2 separate regions of the Homo sapiens genome follow, and region 1 is linked to region 2. Evidence: chromatin loops called from intact Hi-C (ENCODE). Cell type or tissue: ascending aorta. All regions are shown on one strand. Links, peaks and the distances in the headings refer to the core of each region. The heading gives the core; the rest is flanking DNA.

Region 1 (2,895 bases), core at 255-2,754, 53 kb after region 2:
TCTGAGGAGGACATTTCAGGCCCAGAAAGCGGGAAGGCAGGGGGCAGAAGGGGCAGATCAAAGGGGACAGGCTGATAGCCAAGTCCTGGTAAGTCAGGATGTGAGCCTGGTGAGTCAGGGTGTGAGTGCAGATGGAGTGGTTTCTGGGAGAATGAGCCCCTGCTTGCTGGGGAACCAATCCCGGCAGGCCCAGCTTCCTCAAAATGAATACCCTCCACGTGGGAACTAAGAGCATGTGCAGGGGCCCCCAGCTGGCCTGAGTCATCAGCACTGTGTGTGAAGCTAGAGGACACTCTGCCCCACTGAAGCCCATCGTGCCCACTGGGTTCACTCCAGGACCTCTACCTGGGCAGCCTCGAATGCCAACAGTTGTTTACACCCACCTGCTCTAGTGGCCTGGTGCCTTGTTCTGACCTCCTACTGCCCACAGACCCTGGGCAGAACCTCCAGGTCAATGACTGGCACTCGCATCTTTGGAGTACCAGGCACAGAAAGCACAGGAAGCATCCTAGCCAACAAAGTGACCGGGCAGGCTCACCCCGCATCACCCCAGTCCAGCCCCTTCCTCTGTGTGCCGGGGCTGGCCCTCTCCAACTGGTGCTCATTACGGACCACGGAAGAAGCAACACCTTTGGCCTCTGACCTTGGCACTGTTCTTGCCCAGAGCAGAACGGGTTCTTCCAGGCCAGCTGGAAAGGCAGGAACTGGGGCACGTCGCAGGGGCCCAGCTTGAGAAGACAGGACGACCTCACCACGGGGCTGTCAGGAAGCTGGCCCTCCACTGCCTCCTCCAGAAGGCCGGCAGCTAGCCCTTGCCTCTGCATGTTTACCTTTCCTGGGAGGCAACCGGGCCGGACATAGGAGGGAGGGAGATGAGCAGCAGCGTGGGCAGGCGGGCAGGATTTGCAGTCTCCCTGGCTCCCACAGCCAGCAAGCTCCACATGCAGGTTTCAGAAAGGACCAGAGGAGGCTGACCAGGAACACTCTTGGCAACCAGGAAGACTGTATTCTGCATCTCTGTTCTGGGCCTCTGGGGAAAGTTCCACGAAGGGAAACATTTTGTCCTGCCCTTCTGGTGCCCTGGGCAGACAGCTCTCTTGGGAAAACCAGACCAAGAGGACAGGCGCAGCCTTGCAGGCCTGCAGACTTTGGCCACTAAAGATTTATGTGGCACCAGCCCCTTAACCTCCCTCCCTGAATCCTGGCAATCAGCCCGGAGGAGAGAACGTAAAACCACTCAGAGGACGGGAAGGAGTGGAAAGAAACAGCTGAACTGACAGGCATGAGAATACAAAACAACAACGCAAACTCTGACTCGAAGCAGGAGAGACATCCCGGTGCAGAGGACAGGCAGACAAACCAGAATGACCTGTTTGCACACACGGTAACACTCCCACATGCTGATGTCACAGGGCCCAGACGCTCCCTCGAAACAGCTGGCTGCTTTGCACGCCACATCGGAAATGACCCTGCAGGGAATCCAAGGTTTCTGTTTGCTGGAGCACAGCATGCAGCAGCGTCCTGGTGGTGCCAGATAAATAGAAACAGTTTCCATATGCCAGCTATAAAGATGCACTGGGGAGGAGCAGGAAAGAACAGGCAGGAGGGGAAGGCTTCCACGACCCACCCCTCACCCAGCAGGCGCAGGGGGCAGCCCGGCTGCGTAAACCACTGGGGCCTTTCTTTGGTGCCTGGGCCAGAGATCGCTTTGGATAAAAGGGCCCCTCCTGGGAGGGAGCTCTGATCAGAAAAAGCAGAGAATGACTGTTCTCAGGAAGGGTGATACTGAGGGGCCTACCCCTTTTCTTTTCTTTTTTTTTTTTTTTTTTTTTGAGACGGAGTCTTGCTCTGTCGCCCAGGCTGGAGTGCAGTGGCGCGATCTCGGCTCACTGCAAGCTCCGCCTCCCGGGCTCACGCCATTCTCCTGCCTCAGCCTCCCGAGTAGCTGGGACTACAGGCGCCCGCTACCACGCCCGGCTAATTTTTTGTATTTTTTTTTAGTAGAGACGGGGTTTCACCGTGTTAGCCAGGATGGTCTCGATCTCCTGACCTCGTGATCCGCCCGCCTCGGCCTCCCAAAGTGCTGGGATTACAGGCGTGAGCCACCGCGCCCAGCCCCCTTTTCTAACCTCTCTCCTTTTTATTTTCTTTCTTTCTTTTTTTGGAGACAGGGTCTCACTCTGTTGCCCAGGCTGGAGTGCAGTGGTGCGATCATGGCTCACTGCAGCCTTTATCTCCTGGGTTCAAGCAATCCTCCCACCTCAGCCTCCCAAGTAGCTGGGACTACAGGCATGGATTGCCATGCCCTGCTAATTTTTTGTATTTTTTTGTAGAGACAGGGTTTCATCACCATGTTCCCCAGTCTGGTCTTGAACTCCTGGGCTCAAGTCATCCACCCAGCTCAGCCTCTCAAAGTGTTGGGATTACAGGCATGAGCCACTGTGCCCAGCCTCATTCTCATTTTCTTAAACACACACAACCTCACACATTCTCAAATGCACACATACACCCTCGCACATCCTCTGTGAGACGAAACAGAACCCTGGACACCCAAGTTCACTCCAGCTGTGCCTCCTCCACTCCCCACAGTTCACGATCTTAATCCCCAGAGCCTCAGTTTCTTCATCCAGAAACTGGGACCAGTGCCAACCGTGCTCCCAGCATCTCAGAAACAAATGCGAATACTCACAAAGCACTCGGAGCCCTCCGGAAACCAGCGCCTACCAGAATGACAACGAGCAACCGCCCCGCCGCTTGCCAGTTGTCACTGAGAGCCCCACACCATGGGAAAGAGCTCAAAGAGGAGAGGAAAATAAACCAGAGTGACACTGATGAGTTTTCCAGGCACAGCGTTGCCACCATGCTTCTGTGCCGGCTGGCTCTTCAAAGGCCCCC
Region 2 (2,895 bases), core at 116-2,615:
GAGTTCAGCATTAAAAACAGAGGGAATTATAATGACATCTGACTCGAGGCAGGGGAGAGGCACCCAGGCAGGTGGACCTGGCTGAAGTTGGAAGAGAAGGTTCCTTTTCCCTGCTGTTTCTGCGTCTGGAAACTTCTGGGGCCACGTCTGGGTAACTTCAGGGTGGGGCATGCCATCCCACAGGGCAGGCCGGGCTGCTGCAGGCCAGTCTTCCTTAAGTGGCCCCCAGCTGGTGCCCTCAAACACTGTTGAGGCTGCATTGTTGTTGTTGTTGTTGTTGTTATTTTATTTATTTTTTGAGACAGAGTCTTACTCCATCACCCAAGCTGGAGTGCAGTAGCACGATGTCGGCTTACTGCAACCTCCGCCTCCTGAGTTCAAGTGATTCTCCTGCCTCAGCCTCCCCAGTAGCACACTGCCATGTCTGGCTAATTTTTGTATTTTTAGTAGATACAGGGTTTCACTGTATTGGCCAGTGGTCTCGAACTCCTGGCCAATACAGGTCGAACTCCTGACCTCAGGTGATCCACCTGCCTCAGCCTCCCAAAGTGCTGGAATTACAGGCATGAGCCACTGTGCTCGGCTGAGATTGCATTGTTGTTGAGGGTGCATTGTTGTTGAGGGTGCATTGTTGTTGAGGCTGGATTGTTGTTGAGGCTGCATTGTTGCTGAGGCTGCATTGTTGCTGAGGCTGCATTGTTGTTGAGGCTGCATTGTTGTTGAGGCTGCATTGTTGTGTTGGCCACAGACGGGGCGGGGCCTGTGACGGGCAGTGACTCAGCCTCTCTCCCCTCATTCTTCCACAGCTGGAGCCAGACGGACTGCTGGTGTGGGTCCTGGCAGGCGCCCTGGGGCTCAGCCTCGTCTTCTCCCTGGTCTCAGTCCCATTGCAGTGCTTCCAGCTCAGCAGAGTCTATGGCTTCTGCCTGCTCCTCTTCTACCTGAACTTCCTTGTCGTGGCCCTCCTCACTGAATTTGGAGTGATTCACCTGAAAAGCATGTGACTGAAGCCGCTTAGTGCTGTGGCCTCACTGCAGGCAGGAGCCCCGCCCCTCCTGCCGGGGGAGGCCCAGGGACCGGAGCATTTCTGCAAGGCCCTTGTGGGCACGAGAGTGCGGCCCTTGCTGCTGGAGATCTGAGGTCACTGCTGTGAGCTGGGAGAACTGCTGTGTACCTCTTGCTGCCAGCACCCAACAGCCTTGCCGTGGGGACCTTGGAAACCTGGCTTTGCTCTGGACAAAGGGTTCCAGAGAGAAGCTAGAAGTCCCCCTTGAATGACCCCCAGAGCCCCTCTGAGAAGGGCTGGAGTTTGGGGGAAGGGGATGGCTGGATGTGCTCCAGGCCATGCTGGAGGTACCCCCGAGGCACAGGCACTGCCCGTTCCCCTTGCCTGGGCTTCAGGCCTTCTGGCACCTTCTCAGGACACAAGTGGCTGCCCAACCCTGACTCAGAGAATGAGGGTGGCTTGGACCCCTGGGAATCAGGCCGCCGAGGGCTGAGCTCCAGAGCCGCACCATCTGCCACAAACAGAATTCGAGACATACTTAATTTTGAATTTCTCCTTGCCACGTTAATAAAGCCAAAAGCAGCGGGTGCTATTCGTGGCAACACACTTCACTGAACCCACTTGCTTCCAAAACGATGCCAGCCCGAGGCACTGCTACGCCAGCAGCTGCCACATGGGATGGTGGCTCAGGCGCTCCCTCCAGGATTCTGCCCCTGCCTGTCCACAGACTCCTTTGTGCTGGAACCTGGGCTCCTCCAGCTGCCAGGCAGGAGTCGGTAGGACTGTGCCTGTGCCTCCCTCAGCGGGGCCCTGGGCGGGGTTCCAAGGCCTGCGAGCTGGGAAAGGACAGATGAGGGGACCTCGTGCCTTCTTGCTGTCATGCAATGACCCCGCCTTATGTTGCCGAAATAAGCAACTCTTAGGTTTGCCTGACTGCCTTATGCTGGTAAAGAAAAGGGATTCAACTGTCTCTTTTCCAAATAAAAAAAAAGTCAAAATTTCAAGTGTAGAGAAAATGACACCCCCAACTTTTACCAGTTCTTCCTCACCTGGGGCCAGTGCCAAGTGGCTGACCCCAGGGCACAGCTCGGGGTGGGGCTGAGGCAGGATCAGGAATGGCCATGGCCTTGGATGGGGCCACTCTCCCGACAATACCCAAAGCCACAGAAGTCAAGAGGCAGCAGCCATGTTTACAAAGCAGAGGCTCTTTTAGTAATGTGCTAGAAATCCAGAGACACAATGGGTTTTCTAGGAAACAAACCACCAGTGTACAAAACCGTACAGCATTGCTCCCGTGATCCGTACAAAATGATTGTCCGCATGGTGGAGTAAGGCTGGGGCTGTGGGAGGGGAAGCGAGGAGCTGAGGAGGGGCACAGTTCTATTGCCACCACCACCAGGCTGTGCCCCTGGCCGCCAGTGGGTGCCACTTGGGTGCACTCAACTATGACATCAAGGATGAGAGGGCATCTGAGCTAGATCACATCCCAGGGCCCACAGAGCTCACAGCCTGTGGGGGGACCCCAACTCCCTGCTGGGTGGGGCCAGGCATAACCTGGGGATAGCTGTCCCTAACCTCAATGACAAGGGCACCCACCCTGGCTGGACTCCCGTCTGTTGACACTGCTGCCATTGGGTATTTGTCAGGTCCTGGCCAAAACCAGGTCCTTTCTCAGGACAGGGTTGGGCAGATGGACACATTAACTCGCTCTGGACAGGGCCGAGATCCCACTCCTCCTGGAATAGGCCCCCCCACCTCGGGGCCTTGACTCCCCTGGGCAGACCCCGGGGTGCTGCTGGCCCCTCCACGTTTCCACCCCTGGGGAGGAAGAAGGGCCCAGGCGAGGCCCAGATGCTCAGGTCAGAGACTCACACCTTTAGAAGCTGTCC

What was found. Hi-C counts contacts between places; a loop is a spot of excess contacts. Peaks named below come from ENCODE experiments on the same cell type or tissue, not always from the same donor. Only the 100,000 strongest peaks of a DNase experiment are listed, where the experiment ranks them.
Region 1: a loop joins it to region 2, with 3 times the contacts of the local background. A loop is called at or near these places in 9 of 110 quality-filtered maps.

Annotation. Positions count from the first base shown.
Region 1 is chr12:113,244,538-113,247,432 of GRCh38, reverse strand. The region is part of intron 2 of TPCN1 (two pore segment channel 1); the gene reads right to left. Among named protein-coding and RNA genes, the nearest start is that of TPCN1, 25 kb to the right of the region's middle. RefSeq lists enhancers at 262-925, 926-1,589. In ascending aorta, for the core only: no CTCF peak of the experiment used is centred there; DNase peaks (open chromatin) are centred at 1,232 and 1,432; H3K4me3 peaks cover 2,010 bases; H3K27ac peaks cover 2,500 bases.
Region 2 is chr12:113,297,886-113,300,780 of GRCh38, reverse strand. TPCN1 (two pore segment channel 1) reads right to left here. Exons shown (of 28, transcript NM_017901.6): 28 at 2,196-2,895. SLC8B1 (solute carrier family 8 member B1) reads left to right here. Exons shown (of 16, transcript NM_001358345.2): 16 at 807-2,010. The coding sequence ends at 1,004. Among named protein-coding and RNA genes, the nearest start is that of MIR6762, 7.8 kb to the right of the region's middle. RefSeq lists a silencer at 663-957 and enhancers at 996-1,691, 1,692-2,389. In ascending aorta, for the core only: a CTCF peak has its summit at 1,634; DNase peaks (open chromatin) are centred at 930, 1,050, 1,610 and 1,700; H3K4me3 peaks cover 1,429 bases; H3K27ac peaks cover 2,500 bases.